Linked DNA regions of Homo sapiens: region 1 is linked to region 2. Evidence: chromatin loops called from intact Hi-C (ENCODE). Cell type or tissue: heart left ventricle. All regions are shown on one strand. Links, peaks and the distances in the headings refer to the core of each region. The heading gives the core; the rest is flanking DNA.

Region 1 (10,846 bases), core at 1,677-9,676, 92 kb after region 2:
AGACAGACATTAATTACATGTTCATACAAATACATGTGAAGCAGTAACTGTGACAGGTACTTCATGGAGTGGTTTATGGTGCCAAAGAGGGGGCAAGGGACTACAGCTGGGATTCCGATCTGGTCAGGGACGTGTTCCTAAAGAAGTGGTGAGTGAGCTATGAGTTAATTATCACAAAAACCAATCAAGATGTAAATATCCTTTCTAGAAAAACCCTGGAAAAGATAGGTTGTGAGCAAGGCTGCATAATAGGTTGATTAATTGCCTCTTTGGTAATATCTGCTGGTTGTCTGAGATTTTATGCAGAGTAGTCTTTGGTGGATAGCATGAGAGATATAAGAAGCAGAACATAGCTCAGAAGAAAGGGTCAGAGGGAATAAAGTGAAAGGATCAGGACTCCAGTCTGTTGGTTGCAGTGAGGTGGAGTCCACTTCCATTTGGGCAGGTCAGACACTTCTCATGTGGTTTGATGCAGAAGCTGCAGCTTGATGCTGTCAAGGGGCCTTGGTGTCCTAATTCCAACATCAGGATATTAGACAAAGGCACAGGAGCTACAGATTATTTCTAGGCCAAACGTGTTATTGGGGAGGAAGCTACATTAGCAGTGTCCTCCAAGGGTAACAAAGTGTGCTCTCAGATTACAAATTTATTGGATTTAACAGGATGTTTTCAAAAAAAGGTCTTAGAAGTTTATTAAATTTGGCCAAATTTAAGCAAGCATCTTTATTGTAGGCATTTCAAAAACCTTTACTATGCTAATGGGCATTAGGAATCTCCCAAAGGGAGTTTCTCATGGCTTAAACCATCAGTCCCCTTGGTCATGGGCTATCACGGAATGTCTTGCAGGGCTAGTTATGAGAAGCACACACTGGAAAATATCCTCAGATGTTGTCAAGGCTGGCTGTCAGTGGCCCACGGACAAAGAAGGCTATAGCAGGGAGAGCCTGGAAGGACCTGCCAGAAGGAGCAGGGACCGACTAGACCATCGTTAAGACTAGAAACGACCAGGAGAGGGCAGATGCAGAGTGCAGTGAAGACAGGGAGGGGCAACATCTGGGAGGAAAAGTGGGCTCCAGGAAAAACAGAGAACTTATGCCCTGACTCCCAGATGCCATCAATTACAAGTAGACTGCATTGGGCCCCAGGGAACACAGTGCTGGAGGCTATGGGGGCCTCTGCATCTTGTTTCTACTAGGTTTTGTTCATCATCACAAGCAACACAGAGCTCACATTTTGGGGAATGATGGGCAGAATAAAGCTAAGCCTGCTCCTTTTCTATCACGTTTTCCAGGTTCTCAAAGCTATCAAATCAAGAGTTTTCCTGAGATATAGTGCCCAAGGGTTTAAGATTCCCATTATTCTGAAAGTGAGAGTGTTCTGGTCTCTGACTTAATGTTTATGAGTCCTTAGGTGTTACTGATACTGATTTCCTCATCGCCAGCTCCTGGGTCTGGACTCTTGGCCTCATTTAATACTGGTGTAAAGCTGCCTCACAATACTTCAAGTACCTTGGACTCCTATTTTTGATTTTAGTTTTCTACTTCCATTTTCTGATTATAAAAGTAACAAATATTCATTGCCTGAAAGTTCATAAAAATGTAACATCGAGGCAAAAAATACCCATAATCTTACCAGTGAGAGACAAGCAGTGTTGGTAGATAGCCATCTGGTACTTTCTCTCTGATTTTATTTTTTCATAAATCAAGATTATTTGTGATTCAATTTTGTATCCTGCTTCCCTCCCACTTAATCTTATGCCATGCCTTTTTCTATGTTATTCAAGAGTCTTTAGAAACATAATTTTTAGTGGCTGCCTCATATGTTAAAGATGGAAGTATTGTAATTTACTTAGCTGTTCAATTTCCTCTTAACCATATTTGTTCTTTTCCTAATCTGAATGTCTTTCTTTTTGGTGAAGACAGGGGCTGTTAAGGACTCTTGTTTCTTATTCATATATTACTATTACACAGTTTTTCTCAAGAAGTGGGCTCATTCCTTCCATTTTCATTGATTTATTGAGCATGGTTAGCCTTCGTGTTGTCTTAGCATTTTCTCCTAAGCTTTAGCTCACGGTGCTATTTAACTTTCCTGTCCTAATCTTACCGATGCTACTCACTTGCCCTTCATTCTATCTTTGGTACATGCCCTTTCAAAACATCAATCTATTAGAAATTTCCCTGTATAGAAGCTTGGGATAGTTCCAGTTGGTGCTGAGACACATACTTCTTTGAATAGTTCTGCCTAACCAGCTGAAACTTTCAGTAATTTGCCATGTTACTACTCAAAGTGTTGGGAAATTCAATTTTTGGCCTCTCTTCCTGGCTTGTAGACAGCCCCTTCTCATTTTGTCTTCATGTGGCCTTTTTTCTATGCTTGAGGAGAGAGAGAGAGAGAGAGAGAGAGAGAGAGAGAGAGAGAGGAGGCGGAAGGCAGGAGAGGGGAGGAGAGGGGAGAAGAGGAGAAGGGAGAGGAGAGAGAAGAGATCTGGTGTCTCTTCTCCTTCTTATAGTCACCAGTCCTGTTGGATTAGGGCCCCACCCCTATGACCTTTAAAGAGTTAATTATCTCTTTATTTTATAAATTTAAAAAATTTTATTTTTGAGACTGTCTTGCTCTGTCACCCAGGCTGGAGTGCAGTGGCACACTCTTGGCTCACTGCAACCTCCACCTCCCAGGTTCAAGTGATTCTCCTGCCCAGCCTCTCGAGTAGCTGGGATTATAGGCGTGCACTCCCACGCTCAACTAATTTTTGTATTTTTAGTGGAGACGGGGTTTCACCATGTTGGCCAGGCTGGTCTCGAACTCCTGACCTCAAGTGATCTGCCCACCTCAGCCTCCCAAAGTGCTGTGATCACAGGTGTGAGCCACTGCATCTGGCCTGCTGGGTCATATGGAAATTCTATTTTTAATTTCTTTAGGAACCTCCATACTGTTTTCCACAATGGCTGCATCAATCTACATTATCACCAACAGTGTACAAGAGTCCCCCCGCCCTTTTTTCATACCTTCTCCAATATTTGTTATCTCTTGACTTTTTGATAATAGCCATCTGAGAAGGTGTGAGGTGATATCTCATAGCGGCTTTGATTTACATTTCCCAGATGATTAATTATATTGAGCACCTTTCATATACTTTTTGGCCACTTCAATGTCTTCTTTGGTGAAATATGTATTCAGGTCCGTTGCCCATTTAAAAAATTGGGTTATTTGTTTTTGTGCTATTGAGTTGTATGAGTTCTTCATAAATTTTGGATATTAACTCCTTATCAGATATATGGTTTGCAAACATTTATCCCAATCTGTAGGTTGCCATTTCATTCCGTTGATTGTCTTCTTTACTGTTCAGCTTTCTAATCTGATGTAGCACCATTTATTTATTTTTGCTTTTGTAACCTTTTTTGAACTTTTGGAGTTATATATTTAAAAAAACAATTATTGCTGAAGTCAGTGTCAAGGGGCTTTTCCCTTACGACCTCTTTTAGGAGCTGTATGTTTTCAGGTGTTTGCGAATAGGGGAGAGAGACTGAACTCAATTTTTCTGAAACAAAAGGTAGGAGAGTTTTTAAACACAGAGTGAGCTAGCAGAAAAGTATTGGTGGACATTGGGGATGGGGGAATTGTCAATGTGATTAGGTCATCACATTGTGTCTGCAAATAGTTGCTTATCAAGTTAGGCTCCCATGCTCCCACAGAGACTGAGAGATAGGAGCTCTGTCCTTTCTTGATGATTGTGTTTCAAAAGGATGACTCCCAGGTCCTTGAGAAAGGCATTCCTGGGTTGTGAAACTGGCAGGAGGCTGGGAGAAGATTTACATCTCTAAGGGGCAGAGAAAGAATTTATAATTGCAAATTTTCTAAAGTAAATGCTCCAAGGAAAGGGAAGTCAGGGGCTATAGTCAGGAGGAAATCTGTCTAAAGTTGAGTAGAGCTGAAGGGACTGTTAAGGACTTCTTGGTCAGTGTGTGTGTGTGTGTGTGTGTGTGTGTGTGTGTGTGTGTGTTTCTTTTCAACTGACAAGGCTCAATAAAAATTAACAGAGGCCTTTCCTCTTCAGGGCTCATCTGTTGCATTTCTGGGGTTCTGTTGGATGTTAGAGGGTGGGTGGATGGCCCCATGGAGCAGATGGGAGGCAGCAGGGTGAGGAGGCCAGGAGAAACATTCCTAGGTGGAAAGCCTCTGGGATTATGATGGGTCTCTATGTAAACTGCCCGTGCTTTGATTCTCTTCCTCCAGTAAAAAAAAAAAAAAAAAAAAAAAAAAAAAAAAAAAAAAAAAAAAAAAAAAAATTTAGTTCTTAAATAAATTACACATTTTGTAATTACAAAAAACAAAAATAAACAGATAATTAATTAAATAATAAATGAAAGAAGTGCAAAAATCATCCCCTTCCCAAATCCCTGCATGATGTGAGTTTAAAAATCAACTGCATACAGGTACCCACCTCCAAGCTCTCCCTCCCTCTTTATAAACAGCGCTGGAAATATCCAGGAGACCTGGCAAAAAATCGAATTTTGCCATACAAATAAACAATAAGCTTCTTCTGCCTGTGAGAACCTGCCATCCTAAAGCACAAAGGAACCAGGCCGGGACAGATGCACACAGACTCCATGCAGTCGCGGGGGCGTTCAGGAGCATTTTCCGTCTACTGATGCTTGAGGGACTGGGCCGGCTGGGCCCGGTGCGCGCAAAGGTGTAGTGCAGGGATGCCAGGTGGGCGTGCTGTCGGCAAGGAGCCCGTAATGGTTGTAGTTAAATTGGGGAAGTGATGAAGGCTAATTAAAAAGCACTTAGGCTTGGAAAACAGGAAGCAGAACTCCGCGGCGGGGAGGCGACAGCGTGGCCGGCCCGGCGCCAGCAAGAGTCAGACTGCTGGGAGGGTGGGGGCCTCGCCAGCATGGGCGCCGGGCCAGCGCTCCCAGCCTGCACCGCCGTGCGCAACGGCGACCCCTGGGCAGGGGCGGAAACGCCCGGCTCTGCAGCCTGCCCAGCGCCGCGCTGCTGCTGGTTTCCTCTTCCTTGCAGATTGTGTTCAAACCCATTGCTAATTGTGTCAGTAAACAACAGACACAATTTTCTCTTTGCAGAGAGGTTGGGCAGCGGCGTTTGAACGTTGAGCAAAGCCTTTCCATTCACCTGTAAAATAGAATCAAAGGCTGGACGCCGTGGCTTACGCCTGTAATCCCAACACTTTGGGAGGCCAAGGTGGGAGGATCGCTTGAGCCTAGGAGTTCGGCCTTGGCAACATAGCAAGACTCATTTTCTATAATACAAAAAAATAAAAAAATTGGCCGTGTGGGCTGGCTCGCACCTGTGGTTCCAGCTGCTCGGGAGGCCAAGGTGGGAGGATCAGCTGAGCCCTGGAGGTGGAGGCTGCAGTGAGCCGAGATCCCACTAATGTACTCCAGCCTGGGCGACAGAGCTGAGGTAGGATTAGAGGTGGTGGTGTCAGAAGCTGTTGAATGATGGTGATGGGGGCGATCACAAAATTCTGACTCTTTGATTCTGAGTTTGGTTAGTATGCTAGCTTTTATTTTTCAGGTCTGATTAGTAGCTGAGTGTGTGCCAACTGATTTCCAGACGCTGACATCCTGTTTCATTAGCTTTTTTTTTTTTTTTTTTTTTTTTTTTTGAGACGGAGTCTCGCTCTATCGCCCAGGCTGGAGTGTGTGGCGCAATGCAACCTCTCTCTCCCGGGTTTAAGTGATTCTCCTGCGTCAGCCTTCCGGTAGCTGGGACTGCAGGTCCGCACCACCACGCTGGGCAAATTTTTGTATTTTCAGTAGAGACGGGGTTTCGCCATGTTGGCCAGGCTGGTCTTGAACTCGTGGTCTCAAGTGATCCGCCCACCTCAGCCTCCCAAAGTGCTGGGATTACAGGTGTGAGCCACCGCGCCCGGCCTCCAGTAGGTGTTTTGAGGTTTAGGGTGCTGAGTTATGAACTACTAGACTAGTGGGATGCCCTCTTCCTTGGGCACCTTGGAAAATGCTGTCATTGCTAGGTAATTAGAGAATCTACTTGACCAAATTCTCTGTACAAGGCCCAGTCAAAATGATCATATTCTAGTTTTTATGAATACACCAGTGAATTTTAATCTTGTCAAGCAAACAAAAAACAAACGTATTTTTGGGGTATCAACTACATTTCTTTACTAAAAGCTCTGAAGTTAAAGATAAGCAAGCCTTGATTTTCCACTGGGAAAGCCATTTGGAAATTTACCATTTACATACATGTAGCATCTCGTTGGACAGAGATATAAACCCTGATGTACTTTCAGAAATCCTGTAATACTGTAAAAATGCTGTAAAGACCACGGAGAACATTAAACATACGAATCCAGAAAGTGAAAGTAGATTATGAGGCAGACTTTTAATAAGCATATATTCAAGTAATCTACATGAGGGCAGAGTTTTTGCCCATTGAATTCCCTGCTTTATCCCTAAGTGGGTCTGGAACAATGTCTGGTACGCAAAAGGAATTCAATTAACATTTTTTGAGTAAGTGAACGAAGTCTGTGCTTATCTCTAAGGTAGTTACTTAAGATGCAAGAATCTTATTTCAATAATGGTGTTATCGTTCAAACTATTTTTCAGAAGGAACTTTTCTTTAGGAATTTCCTTTAATACTAGTCCCATTCCTTTACAGCCATATTTTGATTTTTACATCAAATCAATGCATTCTGAGTGAAAGAGTTTACGTGTATTATTTATCAGACATAGAGCCAAATCACTTTCTCAGTTCATTCTCAGAGGCTGAATTTACCATCCTGAAGGTTATTAAAGAATGCCATAGGCGCTAAAGGCAGGTCTTCAAGAGGCATGCCAAAATGTTTGCATTAATAAAGCTTCATTGCAAAAAGTGTCTAACTTCCTGAGATGAATACCTTGAAAGGAATAGAGCTCATCTGATTTTTTCTTGTGTGTTTGATAGAAAATCAATTCCATTACTCATATTTATATTATACTCCTGGAAAGAGCTTAAGTGCTTTTGATTGAGTAAAGAAAGAGGGATAAGGATTGTTTATTCTTTACCACTACTCTTCCAAAGATTTTAAGCTAGCTGAGAATAGAAGCTATTTCTTCCTATTGATTAAATTTCCATTCTCTTATCATTTTATCCATTCCTATTCACTTCCAGAAATTTCAGAATCTTTTATTTCCCCATGCTTTAGAAGTATGTTATATATTTTAAATTTTTTATTTCATATTTAAAAATATTTTGTAGTCTATTTAGATTAAAGAGAGCAGATTCAACATATAGCTATAATCCAAATTCTACTATAATGAAAGTAAATGTTTTTTTTTCCCCAGGCATTTCAGTTTCAAACTGTGTATCACTTATGAAAATATGCGTAAAACATACATGTAGAAACGTAATGAATTGTCATAAAATAAATCCTATGTAACCATGATCTAAATTAAGAAAATGTACATTATCAGTATCTTGGAAGTTCTCCTGGCTGCCCGTTCCTAATGAAAGCTCACTCCCTCTCCACTAAAGATAACCAGTATCTTCTTATTTTTGGTGGTGATTACTTTGTTGTACTTTTCCATCCAAGTAGGCATCTATTAACACCATGGATTACTTTTGCTTATTTTTGAACTTTACAGAATTACGCATAAGGTATATCAGAGATTCCTTTCTATCAGCATCATGCTTATATGATTTATCCATGTTATTTCTCTTCCTTGCTTAGAATTCCATTGTATAAAAGTTGACAACAGTTGATCTGTTCTACTACTGATGAACATTTGGATTGTTTCCAGGTTTTGGTTATTGTGATGTGTGATGCTATGATAGGAACACTTTAGTAGGTGTCTCCTTGTACACATGTGCCTGTATTCCTGTTAGTATATAGCTAGGAGTGGAATTGCTGGCTCATAGGGTATGCAATTTAGACTCCTAACAACACCATAAGACAGTTTCTCTTATTCTGTACCCTTGACAACAGTGGGTATTTTCAGTCTTTAAGATTTTTATATTCTTATGGATCCTGCACATTTGTTCTTCCTTTTCAAAGCTGTTTTCGCTCTTCAGGTCATTTGCATTTCTATATGAGATTTAGGATAGGTTTATCAATTTATACAAAAATATCCTGCTGCAATTTTGAATAGGCATGCAATTAATTTGTAAGTCACTTTTGGGACAATTAACATTTATTATTGCCATGTATTTTTCTTTTACTTATGTTATAAACTGCATTATACATAGTTATTAGTTTTGTTTAATCAGTCAATTATTTAAAAATATTTATTATTTATTTGCATCAAGATATAATGTACATACTGTAAAATGCATCATTTTAAAATGTATATTTCAGTGGTTTTTAGTATGTTCGTTAGGTTGTGTAATCATCACCACTGTCTAACTCTAGAACATTTTCATCACCCCAAAAAGGAACCCCATACCTATTAGGGTCACTAATTATCTTTTAAAGAGATATAAAAAAAATTATATTTACTAGTATAGGTAACTCTTTCAGTGCTGTTCTTTTGTGTAGATTCATATTTGCATCTGGTATTATTTACCTTCTGCCTGAAGCAAATCCATGAACATTTCTTGTAATGTGTGTCTGCTCGTGATAAATCTACTCAGCTATTTTACTTTAATTTGTGAAGGCTGTCTTCACTCGGTACAGAATTCTAGGTTAATAATTTTTTCTTTTAGTACTTTTTAAAATATTGATGCACTGTCTTCTTGCCTTGCTCACATTCTTTCCAAAGAGAAATCTGCGGTCAGTCTTAGCTTCGTACGTAAAATATCTTTTAAAAAATCTGACTGCTTTATTTTATTATTTTTTTCTTTTGGAGAGGAAGCCTCACTCTTGTCCCCCAGGCTGGAGTGTGATGGCGCGATCTCGGCTCACTGCAACCTCCGCCTCCCAGGTTCAAGCGATTCTCCTGCCTCAGCCTCCTGAGTAGCTGGGATTACAGGCTCCTGCCACCACGCCCGGCTAATTTTTTTGTATTTTTAGTAGGGACGGGGTTTCACCGTGTTGGCCAGGCTGGTCTCGAACTCCTGACCTCAGGTGATCCGCCCGCCTCGGCCTCCCAAAGTGCTGGGATTACAGGTGTGAGACACCACGCCCAGCCCTTATAAATATTATTGAGCTTTGTTCTGGGATGCAATTAAGTTACTGGAAACAGTTGATCCTTTCAAACTTTGGGCATTTTTTAGGCAGGGACAGATTGGCATTTAGTATAGGACAAGTTATTTTCCATTATTGAGGCAAAATCCTTTTGAGTTCTCTACCCAATGCTGTGTCTACTAAGAGGTTTTCAGTTTGACTCATGGGCACAGACACTATTCTGGCCTGTGTGTGAACACTGAATACTGTTTCCTCTAAGCCTTTTGGATGGTTCTTTCCTTGGCCTTGGGTAGTGTCCTTTCATATGTCTGCTGATCGCTACTTTGCTGAATACTATGTAGAAAAGGACCCTCTGCAGATCTCTGGGATTATCTTCGTTCAACTCTTTCTTTTCTGACCCTGTAAACCCTGTTTGTCCTGTTCTCCCTGGGCTCTAAGCTCCATTTCCTCAACTAGAGCAGTCCTCTGGGCTCTGCCTGGCTTTCACCTCCCTGTTCTGTGGTCTACAGACTAAATTCAGGCAATGATAGATGTATCATATTTGATTTTTATCTCTCAGAGACTACTCTTCTTTGTCTGATGTCAACTTTTTTGCAAGCTCCTTTTTCATATACTTTGTCTTTTTATTGTTATATTTGTCTCCTTATTCTTTTAGATTTTCTACATATGCAGTCATATTGATTGTATAAAATAAAAGCTTATTTCTTTCTTTGCAATAGGTAGGTCTTTTATCTCCTGGCTCCACTGCAGTGGTTAGCACCTCCTGTATAATGTTTAATAAAAATATCTGTAATAGGTATATTTGTCTCATTTGCATCTTAAAGGGACTGCTTTCAACATTTTACCATTTGATATGGTGGATATTGTTGTTTTTGATAAGTAGGTTTAAGATTAGGAGCATTCCCTTCTATTTCGAGTTTGCAAAGATGTGTATGTGTCTGTGTGTGTGTTAAGTTGTAAATGGATGTTGACTATAATCAAATGCTTTTAATGCAGCTATTGAGATAATGAAATGATATTTCTCCTTTATTAACATGGTGAATTACACTGATTTTTTGGAATAGTAAACCAACCTTATATTCCTGGGATAAATTCAACTGGTCTATGGGGTGTATTTTTCTTTATAAAAAGTTGCTGATTTGGTTAGCTAATAGTTTGCTAAAGGTTTTAACATATGTGTTAAATTGGCCTGTCATTTTCTTTTCACATAATGTCCTTCCTTGTCAGTTTTTTGTAGTAAGGAAAAGCTAGCTACATAATTGTTCTGTTTTTTAAAAAATTTTCTGAAGGAGTTTGTTTAAAATTGGCATTATTTCTTTCCTAAATATTTAGGAGAATTTGCTGTTTGGTCAGGCATTTTTGCTTTTTTGGGAGAGCAAGGGGAAGGTTTAAAATGCAGATTCCATTTTTAAAATATAAGATTGCTTTGCTTTCTATCCTTCTTGTTTCAGTTACAATAGATAAGTTGTTTTTCTAAGATTTGTACATTTTATATAAATTTTCTAACTTATTGGCATAAAGTAGTGCATAATTTCCTTTTGTTATCTTTTTTATACCTAGGTAACATTTGTAGTGATGACTCTCTTTCTATTCTGATATTTGTTATTTGTATATTTTTTAAAATTAATCAGTCTCACTGGTTTTTGCTCAATCTTATTATATTAGTTCTTTTAGTACCAACTTTTTGCTTTGTGGATCTTCTCTACTGGTTATTTCTTTTCTACTTCATTAATTTCTGCTCTTATATTTATGATTCCTTTC
Region 2 (10,846 bases), core at 1,300-9,299:
CCTGCCAGCCTCCCCCAGCAACTACCACACTGCCAGGGCCAGAAGCAGAATGTTTGTCTCTTCTTGGACCAAGAAAAGACCACTAGAGTCTGTTATTGGGAGAACCAAACAGGAAGCAGCTGACAAGGGAGCCTGAAAAATGTGGTCTGCACACTCCCAGCCCTAGGAGTACAAGCATAGTCTAGAAGAGTGGCTGTGTGCTGAGGAGCAGTGGGTCACTGACCAGCACAATCTGTGCCTTAGAGTCCTTGGCACCCATCCATGTTCTTCTACCCTGATATGGTATGGCTCTGTGTCCCCACTCAAATCTCATATTGAATTGTAATCCCCACATGTCAGGGGAGGGCATGGTGGGAGGTAATTGGATCATGGAGGTGGACTTCCCCCTTGCTGCTCTTGTGATAGTGAGTGAGTTCTCATGAGATCTGGTTGTTTGAAGGTGTGTGGCACTTCCCCCTTTGCTCTCTTTCTCTCTCCTGCTCTGCCATGGTAAGATGTGCTTGCTTCCCCTTCACCTTCTGCCATGATTGTAAGTTTCCTGAGGCCTCCTAGTGATGCTTCCTGTACAGCCTGTGGAACTGTGAGTGAGTCAATGAAACCTCTCTTCTTCATAAATTACCCAGTCGCAGATAGTTCTTTATAGCAGTGAACTCATATTTTGCCTTTATTTGAGTATATTTTCAGGAAAAATTCCTCACGTGGAATTGCCCTGACAGTAGATAAGCAGGAAATTTTGAAAGCTATAACCCAAACTCCTTTCCACAGAGGTGTACTTGAGAGTGCCTATTTTTCCATGCCCTTACCAAATCAGCATCTTCACCCATTCAGTAGAACTAGCCTTTAAACCCTTATCAGTCATGCTCCAAAGCCTCTGCTCTCAGGAAACACCACACTTACCACCCCTGGAAAAAAAACAAAAATCATTCTTAAAAATGTCTGAAATTCCCTTAACTAGAGTCTCATGGTTTGTAATATTAAAATAAAGACACACCCGGCAAGGTTAAGGCTATCATTCATTCACACAGCCCCATGAGTTAGCTCAACAGCATGCTCTTAAAAAGGGAGGTGACAGGATTTCAAAGGTTCAGGAAACACGGCCTAGGGCTGGCTCTGCAGTGACCGGAGCAGGGAGTTATTCTTCCGAGCTGGGTGGAAGCCCAGATGCCACCTGATCAAAACCCTTCATTGTGTTGCTGGAGAAAGAGGCCTAGAGAGGTTAATGACCGATGGGCAGAGCTGACCAGAAGAACAGGCTGGAGAGGACTGAACTTTTTGGAGTCTGATGGAGCATGTCTTATTCTCAGGCAACTAACAAATCAGGAGCACCAGAATAATTCTAGGGGGGAAAAATAAAATATTTAACAAAAATATTTACTGTTCATTATGGGAAAAATAAGGACTCTTTTGGACTTAGTTTATGGTATAATGTCATTTGTATTTTTATTTTCATAATGGTGAGGGATCACCATTCACTGTTTACAGCCTCTGTAGGGCCTAATTCAGCCTGAAATCTAGGTCTCTTGACCTAATGCTTTGTTCCTTCTTCCTCCACATGCCGTCTCTGTTTGAGCACCACTAGACATTACAATACATCAGCAGAAAATGATATTTCTGTTTCTTCACTATTTATTCTGATTTTAAGTGAAATGAATGGTGAAATACACACATTATCTATTATTTTATTTATTTATTTTTGAGATGGAGTCACGCTCTGTCACCCAGGCTGGAGTGCAGTGGTGTGATCTTGGCTCACTGTAACCTCCGCCTCCCAGGTTCAAGTGATTCACCTGCCTCAGCCTCCCGAGTAGCTGGGATTACAGGCGCCCACAACCATGCCTGGCTAATTTTTGTATTATTATTATTATTTTTTATTTTTTAATAGAGACAAGGTTTTGCCGTGTTGGCCAGGCTGGTCTAGTACTCCTGACCTCAAGTGATCCGCCCGCCTCAACCTCCGAAAGTGCTAGGATTACAGGTGGGAGCCATTGCGCTGGGCCTCAAATTATTTAAAACACATTTTTAGAATTCCTAAAAAATTTCATTGGGACTCAAAATTTCATACATTTCAAATATAAAAATGTATAAACCTAGAAAACCTCAAGTAATATAAAAATTTATGAAAATAAGCATACATTATAATAGTATAAATTATTCATCAATAAAATCTATAAAATAGTGTCTTGTTTTCTTTCTGCTTTTTCTTAGATATGGGGTCTTGCTATATTGCACAAGATGGTCTCCAACTCCTGGATTCAAGCAATCTTCCTGCCTCAGCTTCCTAAGCAGCTGGGACTACAAGTACACGTCACCACTCCTGGCTCAGACATTTTCTTTTGACTATCTTCAAGTCACCCCATCTCTTTGAAGAGTACTTTTTGAAAATTTCGTACTTTGTTTTTTTAGAGTGACAGTCTTTTTATTATGGTAAGCTGTTCTATTTTGTTTTGAAGAGAGCATTTCTGCTTGTCTTTGTTTTTCTTAGTTTCATCATGCACAGACTGAGACTTATGCTTTCAGTGGAAGCTCCAGTTGCACATCTGTTTGCTCATTGCGGCCTTTATGGGTGTAGATCTGTGTAGATGTAAAAAAATGAACACAGATTTGTTTTGTTGCATACATCAAAAATTGAGTCATTGATTTTTGAATACATAAAGGATTTAGATTTCATGTTTTTTGGAAGTATGAAAATATCAGCATCATTCAGAACTAAGTATGTATTTCAATACTTAAGAATATCATGGTTTACCAGAATACTGAACATGGTATCATAAACACTAAGTACCATACTATCAGTTTTTGATCACTTTTCTTCTTCGTTTTGTCTTTCTGCTTCCTTGGCTTATAATTCAGATTTGTAAAATAACATGAGTGTGGCTGAATTGTGAATTATGTAGACCCCTGTGACTGGACCTGAAAACTTGACCACTTTTTAGGACCACTTTTTATTTCTTTGAGGAAGTGCTTGCTTACATTTAAGCAACTGACTTAAAAATGGGCTTTTTGTATTGCAGCATGTCTACTAGTCAATGTATGAAAATATTAATTTTATATATAGTTCTTATCTACTCTACAATAAGAAAAGCTGGACAGAGACTTAACTGGTGAACAAGGATAAGAATCTAAGTCTTAACAACCAAATCAACAGCCCCTATTGAAAGCTCATTTGAGCTACTGCATTCTGCTGAGGGATGGTGCTCTTTTATAAAACTCATGTCACAGACTAAAACATTTGTCCAAACTAACTTCTCATAAACCTAGCCTCAGACGTGAAGAAGCATCTATGTAAAGACTGCGTTTACAAGGGATGTCATTCCCTATCACATCCATGTCAGTGCACCCTTGAGTGTCCTAAGTATTAGGGTGAACTATATGAAATTCCTTTGCTTTTGGTAAAAAAAAAAAAAAAATAGCCAAGCAGCAGCAGTTTCTTACAGCGTAACCTATACTTTGTTTCCTGAAGATGCTATTTCTAGCATCTTTTTCTTTCCAAATATTTTTGGGAATATTTGTAATAAAAAATAAGCATAGTTTACCTGTTTCGGTCTCTCCTACCTGAAATTATAGTAATAGAAGCTTAATTAATAAATATCCACTGGAATCAGATGTCGGGAGAAAGTGGCCAAAGGAAGCTGCCTCTGGGTATCACTGTCCAGGTCCCCATCATAGTATCTTTCTAGAATCTTAGGGATGGCGGTACTGTAGGTGAGACTTCCGAGATATTTGTGGCTGTCCTTGACATTCTGTCCACCATTTTTTTTTTCTGGTCATAACACACAAGCTCCAAATCATCTACATTAGAAAGCCAATATCTAGTCCTAAACATTACGTTTTCATTCATAGTTGAAAGAAACTCAGTGTCCCACTGTCAGCTCTGAAAATAGACTATTAAAATAGAATTACATACCAAGTGCAATTAAGAACAAATCAGCCAACTTGGTGCAAAGTTTCAGCTTTTTTAGGAAAGCAAGACATCCTTTGAACCATTTGCTTTAAATTCTAATGTTACTGTAAAAATATTTAATAACTCAAAAGGTGCTGTTTCTTTTATAACATAGTTGAATACATTTTCCTTCTTCAATAGTTCTCTTTATATTTGTATAAATATCAGCTTGTGTGTACGCCATTAATTTTATGGTACTTACAATGAATGTGAAGGAAAGCTCTGTAATTGGGGTTAGATACTTTTATTATGAAATGCATGCCCTAGTTTAGTGCATACATTAAAACATTATAACTAGGTTTGAATTTCTAATTTCATTTTTGTCTGAAATCAAAGAAATTTTATCTAGACTATCATACCTAAAGAAAACAAAATAAATACGAAAGCTCGCACTGTAACAAATAAATCTCATGTATTCCTTTATAGTGGAGAGAATTGCTTTGCAAAGGAGTCCAGGTCCCACCGGAAGGACCCCCTTCCATACACCGTAGCAATTCCGTAGCAGCCTCGACTCTCCCCTCGACGGACAGCAGATGGCGCTGCGCTTCCCATTTTGCCGCCTCGGTGGCGGGACAGGAATCCAACTTTGGCAGAGCTGAGTTGAAGATTGCAAGCGACCTATTCCGAGCTGGGTGAGCAAAGGAAACTACGCATTTAGAATCACAGTTTACCTCGCTTCATACTGATCTGTGCTCTGGAGGACGTGCAGTTTCTGTTACATGTGATCCAGGGGGCTGCGTGTGTTGGATTAACCGGGCTCATTACGTCTTACAAATTGCTTGTCAGGAGAAGGCAGCTCGGGGCAGGTTGAAAGACTGTTATCAGCAGCACTCAACAAACATCAGCGAACGGACACTCTCTTCTTCATCATAACCAATTTGTATTTATGAAAGATCCCTTGGTGCTCTTTAGTGGGCTGCAGTGAGAAGATGTGATTTGGAACTTTGAGAAGTTTGTGGTCAAGAAGGTGACCTGCAGATATTCAGTCAAAACTAAACAACCACAGCCACACTTCTCTGCGTTCCTGCTTCATCCACTCATTGTGCCCAGGGCTCCCCAGCAATCTCTCCGCTCTTTAGTCTTTTGGTTTGTGTCTGCTTTCTTCTTCTAGGTCTGTTCCTTTGGCTAAATTTGCATGTGTTGACCGTGGCAAACAGATATATTTAGCTTTATTTTCTTAAATAACTTATAGAAATGCTTTTTGGGTGGGAAAGTGATGACATTAAGTATAATAATCATGTAGTTTTCAGCTAGTTGGGATCTTAGGGATTATTTAACTCAACTGATTAAATAATACTGTGAGAAAGTGACGCCTGGCCATGTGCAATGCCGTGCTCAGTTCACATAGAGGCAGAGTGAGAACTCTGACCCAGGTTTCTTGAGGATCAGTCTAACAACCCATCTGATGTTATGCTCGATTATATTTTTAAACAAGTACAGATCATAAATGTCAAGGTTAATTTATTTCCCTGCCATGCGGATCATGGATGGATATTGGTCACACTCATCGCACAGCCATACGTGCAAATCCCTCCCCACCATTCCCATCAGAGTCAGTGGCTTGGTTCTCTTTGCTGCTGTTCCCTTTGTTCACACCTATACCAGGCACTAGCCCCGTTGTGCTGGAGTTTCCTCTCTAGACTATGAGATTGCTAGGAACAGGCATGCCATCTCACTCATGTTTGTGCCCTCTGTGCCCTGCGTAGTGCCTGACACCTCATAAGCTCTCAGAAATGTTGACTGAATGAATGAACTTTTGGTGGAGACTACCTTGAACATAGCAAACCAGGGTACGGTGGGAAGCCCTCCTCAGGCTCTGGACATAGAGACACGCTGGAAATATAAGAGAAAGCCTTGAATGTATAGCTCAGCTTGAAAGTGAGAAAAGACACCCTTACATGCTAAAAACAAAACAAAACAAAAAACAAAAGCAACAGCCAGAATTCAGAGTGTTGCAGAGTAGAAGCAGAACAGGACCTAAGTAGGTGGCGGGAAAGGAGACATTTTCAGCAGGATGAATTGCAAGTGAGTTTATATCCATAGAACCTTACAGGACAGGCAGCCATTCTATGTACCTGAGCTTTGTTTTATATCTGGATGCAAGGCCCTGGAACTAGGGCATAAAAAGTTGCTTAATGACTGCATGCTTTTGGAACCCCTTCTTTTGTGGACCTCCAAGGTGCCACATAAGCTGCTTTGGCTTTATATATTTTGGAGGGTAACTGATGGTAGAGACCATCCAGTAAGTCAGTGAAGGACAGGGGTCCCTGAAGTCACTTTAAACTACTGTGGTCTCTACAGGAAACAAAGGAAAAACCAAAAATTAGCCAACAGGCTGTTTAATAAACCAAGTGTCTTATTCCAGATGAGGCTAGCCCATTTACCTCAAATGTATAGTTTATGGATGTTTGTCATCCTGTTCTTTTTTTATTTGTGTAATGGGAAAAATTTGCAATCACAAAATATGTTCTGCAAGAGATTTCATATTTCATTTAAAAAATTCAACAGAAACATGATTGTGAGTGCTCTATATCCCAGGGTTTGGAAGAAATTTACAGTCATTATTGGGGATCCTTCCAACTCCCTTGGGTTGTATAATAATATGGTTTGGATTTCTGTCCCCAACCAAATCTCATGTTGAATTGGAAGAGGTTCCTGGTGGGAGGTGATTGGATCATGAAAGCTCATTTCTCCCTTGCTGTTCTTGTGGTAGTGAGTGAGTTCTCACGAGATCTGATGGGGTTTAAAAGTGTGGGGCACATGGCCGGGAGCGGTGGCTCACACCTGTAATCCCAGTACTTTGGAAGGCCGAGGCTGGTGGATCACGAGATCGGGAGATCGAGACCATCCTAGCTAACATGGTGAAACCCCATCTCTACTAAAAATATAAAAAATTAGCCAGGCATGGTGTTGGGCGCCTGTAATCCCAGCTACTCAGGAGGCTGAGGCAGGAGAATGGTGTGAACCTGGGAGGCGGAGCTTGCAGTGAGCGGAGATCGCGCCACTGCACTCCAGCCTGGGCGACAGAGCAAGACTCCAGCTCAAAAAAAAAAAAAAAAAAAAAAAAAAAGCGTGTGGCACATCTCCCCTCTTTGCTGTCTCTCTCCCCTGCCACCATATCAAGAAGTGCTTGCTTCCCTTTCGACTTCTGCTGATTGTTTAAGTTTCCTGAGGCCTCCCAGTCATGCTTCCTGTTAAACCTGTGGGGCTGTGAGTCAAACCTTTTTCTTCATAAATTACCCAGTCTCAGGGTTTTTTTTTTTTTTTTTTTTTGAGACAGGGTCTCACTCTGTTGCCTAGGCTGGAATGCAGTGGCATGATAGACTGGAATGCAGTGGCACGATTTCAGCTTACTGTAACCTCTGCCTCCCAGGTTCAAGTTACTCTCCTGCCTCAGCCTCTTGAGTGGCTCGGATTATAGGCATGCACCACCAAGCCTGGCTAATTTTTGTATTTTTAGTAGAGAAGAGGTTTCACCATGTTGGTCAGTCTGGTCTCGAATTCCTGACCTCAAGTAATCCACCCGCCTAGGCCTCCCAAAGTGCTGAGATTATAGGCGTGAGCCACCACGCCTGGCTTCAGGTAGTTCTTTATAGCAGTGTGAAAACAGACTAATACATATAAGAAGAAAGGCGCCTTAGTGGTGCCTTAGTTTATGGGGAGGATCATCCAGCCTCAGTCCAGCATGGTCACAGCTGGCACCTGCTCTGCCCAAGCCATGTGTCTTGGTGGCAGGCAGCTCTGTGACTTCTGGGCTAAGTTCAGGCACAAGAAACTTGCCCAGCTCAGAGAGCCCCACATTCAGAGGCCTGACCTGAATGAGCCTTCACTAATTGCATTCCTTCCTTTCCTGTAGCATAAAATACGCAGAAGAAATACACAGTGTAGTATTTCAAAATATTATCCTGCCCCACCTATGGGATAGGGACAATGACATCTGTCCTACTCTCCCTTTCTCAAGGATGTTGAAAGGATTGGGTGAGCTGGGTCTGTGCGAACACTTTTTCAGTTATAAAATGGTGGACGCTGCGGGAGTCACAGCTCCTATGGGGGCTGAGACCGGTGGAAGATGCCATGTGGGGTCTGACATTGTCCCACCCTAAGGGTTTTCCTCCAGCATGCTTGTTTCCTTGGGTTGAACACCAGATGACCTAGAGGTGTTCATTTGTGTTTAGGGATTGTGTTATCCAAAAACACATGCCTTTAAATCCTAGAATCACGTTCAGTGAGACGAGACGGTCTCATGATGAAAGCATCTGAGAATGGAGTCCCATGGAGTGAACGATGTTGTCATGTTTCAGCTCACTTGCGCATTCCATGTCATGTTTGCATTAAAAGGATAGGTCAGAGGCCAAGAGTGGTGGCTCTCACCTGTAATGTCAGCATTTTGGGAGACCTAGGCAGCAGGATCACTTCAGCCCAGGAGTTTGAGACAAAGCTGGACAAGGTAATGAGAACCCAACTCGACAAAATAAAAATAAATAAATAAATAAATAAATAAATAAATAAATAAATAGGCCAGGCGCAGTGGCATGTGCCTGTAGTCGCTGTTACTTTGGGGACTGAGGTGGGAGGATCACTTGAGCTTGGAAGGTTGAGGTTGCAGTGAGCTATAAGTGAACCACTGCACTCTAGCCTGGTGACAGAGCAAGACCCTGTCTCAAAAAAAAAAAAAAAAAAAAAAGGATTGGTCAGAGATGTTGCCTGTACTATTTAAATGGTTGCTCCCTCTCACTTTTTTTTCTCTCTGTATTTTTCTCTCTTCTTTTTCTTTTTATTCCTGGAAAATTTATGGTTGAATTCAAGTTAATCTGAATATGTGACTCCTCGTGTTAGAGAGAATCACAAGGTTTGAAATCAAAAGACTTGGCTTCAGGTTCCAGGTCTGCCACTTACATACTGAGTGACCTTGAGCAATTCAGCCTTTCTCAGTGGCCTGTTTCTAACCTGCAGACTTTGGGCTGACAATGCTGATCTCTCGGTGGGGATGAAAGGCAACAGTGAGGTCGTATGTATGGAAGCACACTGTGAATGTAAACTGCTTGACAGGACTTAGTTATTGTGACTGATTGTGCTTTTTTGATGTTTTTGACCTGTATCTTTAATATCCTGTGACTGCTGGACATCAATAGCTGGTTAAATACTGTTTTATCCCTCACCCAAGAGTTTTGGAGCTATAAAAAAACAAATTAGCTCTTAAATCCATGGAAAGTAAAAGCTGTGGTTTTTTTGTTTGTTTGTTTGTTTGTTTGTTTGTTTTTTGAGATAGAGTCTTGTCTCGTCTCCCAGGCTGGAGTGCAGTGGTGTGATCTTGGCTCACTGAAACCTCTGCCTCTTGGGTTCAATCGATTCTCCCAGCTTAGCCTTCCGAGCAGCTGAGATTACAGGTGTGTGCTTCCATGCCTGGCTAATTTTTGTATTTTTAGTAGAGACGGGGTTTCACCATGTTGCCCAGGCTGGTCTCAAACTCCTGGCCTCATGTGATCCATTTGCCTCGGCCTCCCAAAGTGCTGGGATTACAGATGTGCTGCCACCGCATCCTGCCAAAAGTTAATATTTTGAGTTTCTTGTACTGACTGGGGACACTGTTAGGAGCAGGGTTTAAGAGTCTGTTTAAAACTCTCCAGGGAGCACAGGTGTCCCCTAGGCTCCCTCCAACCTGAGGAAAAGGGGCTTTGATGAGGGTGTAGGGCTAAAGGGGTTTCCAGGGATACACCTGGGCTGCAAGGCTCCAGGGCAGGGGTGTAAGAATGGTGGTGGGGCCAGCAGGTTACAGCCTCAGGGCTGACTGCTACTCTCCCCTGCTAGCCTATGAGGCTGGTGTCATAGCAAGGCTTGAGCTGCTTCCAAGTTGGTCCAAGTTACTTGGAGGGACTCTTGCCCTCTGATGTCTGGGGGCTGGATAACAACAGAATTTATTATCCAAACCTGGACATGAGTGGGAAAGGGTCTGTTACGAATAATTACACAGAACTAGCCCAGGCAAACCAAGAGGGGGTTACCCTACCTATGAATGTGGTTTAGGGAAGACCCTTCTCTTGGTCCTCTTTTTCTTGGCTTCCTTTTTCTTTTATTCCTTTTTTTTTTTGAGATGGGGTCTTGCTCTGTCACCCCGGCTGGAGTGCAGTGGTGCAATCATGGCTCACTGCAGCCTCGACTTCATGGGCTCAGGTGATTCTCCCATCTCAGCCTCCTGAATAGCTGAGACTACAGGCGTGCATGACCACACCCAGCTAAATTTTTTTGTAGTTTTTGTAGACGCGGTGTTTTGCCCTGTTGCCCAGGCTGGTCTCAAAACTCCTGGGCTCAAGCAACCCTCCCAACTCAGCTCACACCTGTGCTGGGATTACAGGTGTGAGCTACCATGCCTGGCCTTCCTTTTTCTTTACATCTTTCCACAGCGTGGTGAAACCCCAAGAGCTAAGAGAAGAGTGGACCCAGGGAAGAGGCCATGAGGGGTCTCCCAGCCTGGGCTTCTGGTCCAAGTGCAACAGGATTAGGCATTTCACATAAGGCTTTCAGCAGATACTTAGACTCATCAGCAGTGAGCCCTTGACTGGCCTTGTTTTCCATCCTCCTCAGGTGCCCAGCTGGAGCTGAGGCTGGCTGTGGTAGGATGGGTACCAGAGGTCCTCATTTCCATTTCATTCATCACAAAGGTCTTCCCTAAACCACATTCATAGGTAGGGTGGCCCCCATCTTGGTTTGCCTGGGCCGGTCCTGTGTAATTATTCATAACAGACCCTTTCCCACTCATGTCCAGGTTTGGATAATAAATTCTGTTGTTACCCAGTCCCTAGACATCAGAGGGCAAGAGTTCCTCCAAGTAACTTGGACCAACTTGGAAGCAGCTCGAGCCTTCCTATGACACCAGCCTCACAGGCTAGCAGGGGAGAGTAGCAGTCA

What was found. A loop is a pair of places that touch in the nucleus more often than their neighbours do. Peaks named below come from ENCODE experiments on the same cell type or tissue, not always from the same donor. Only the 100,000 strongest peaks of a DNase experiment are listed, where the experiment ranks them.
Region 1: it touches region 2 in a loop (4-fold over the local background); 13 of 110 quality-filtered maps call a loop at or near these places.

What each region holds. Positions count from the first base shown.
Region 1 is chr12:41,926,700-41,937,545 of GRCh38, reverse strand. No RefSeq gene overlaps it. Among named protein-coding and RNA genes, the nearest start is that of LINC02400, 170 kb to the right of the region's middle. In heart left ventricle, for the core only: no CTCF peak of the experiment used is centred there; DNase peaks (open chromatin) are centred at 4,895 and 5,335; H3K4me3 peaks cover 1,821 bases; H3K27ac peaks cover 793 bases.
Region 2 is chr12:42,018,015-42,028,860 of GRCh38, reverse strand. It overlaps LOC105378247 (a long non-coding RNA gene), which reads left to right and starts at 2,259. Exons shown (of 4, transcript XR_944875.4): 1 at 2,259-2,424; 2 at 4,367-4,572. In heart left ventricle, for the core only: a CTCF peak has its summit at 4,463 (motif pointing right); a DNase peak (open chromatin) is centred at 4,500; H3K4me3 peaks cover 802 bases.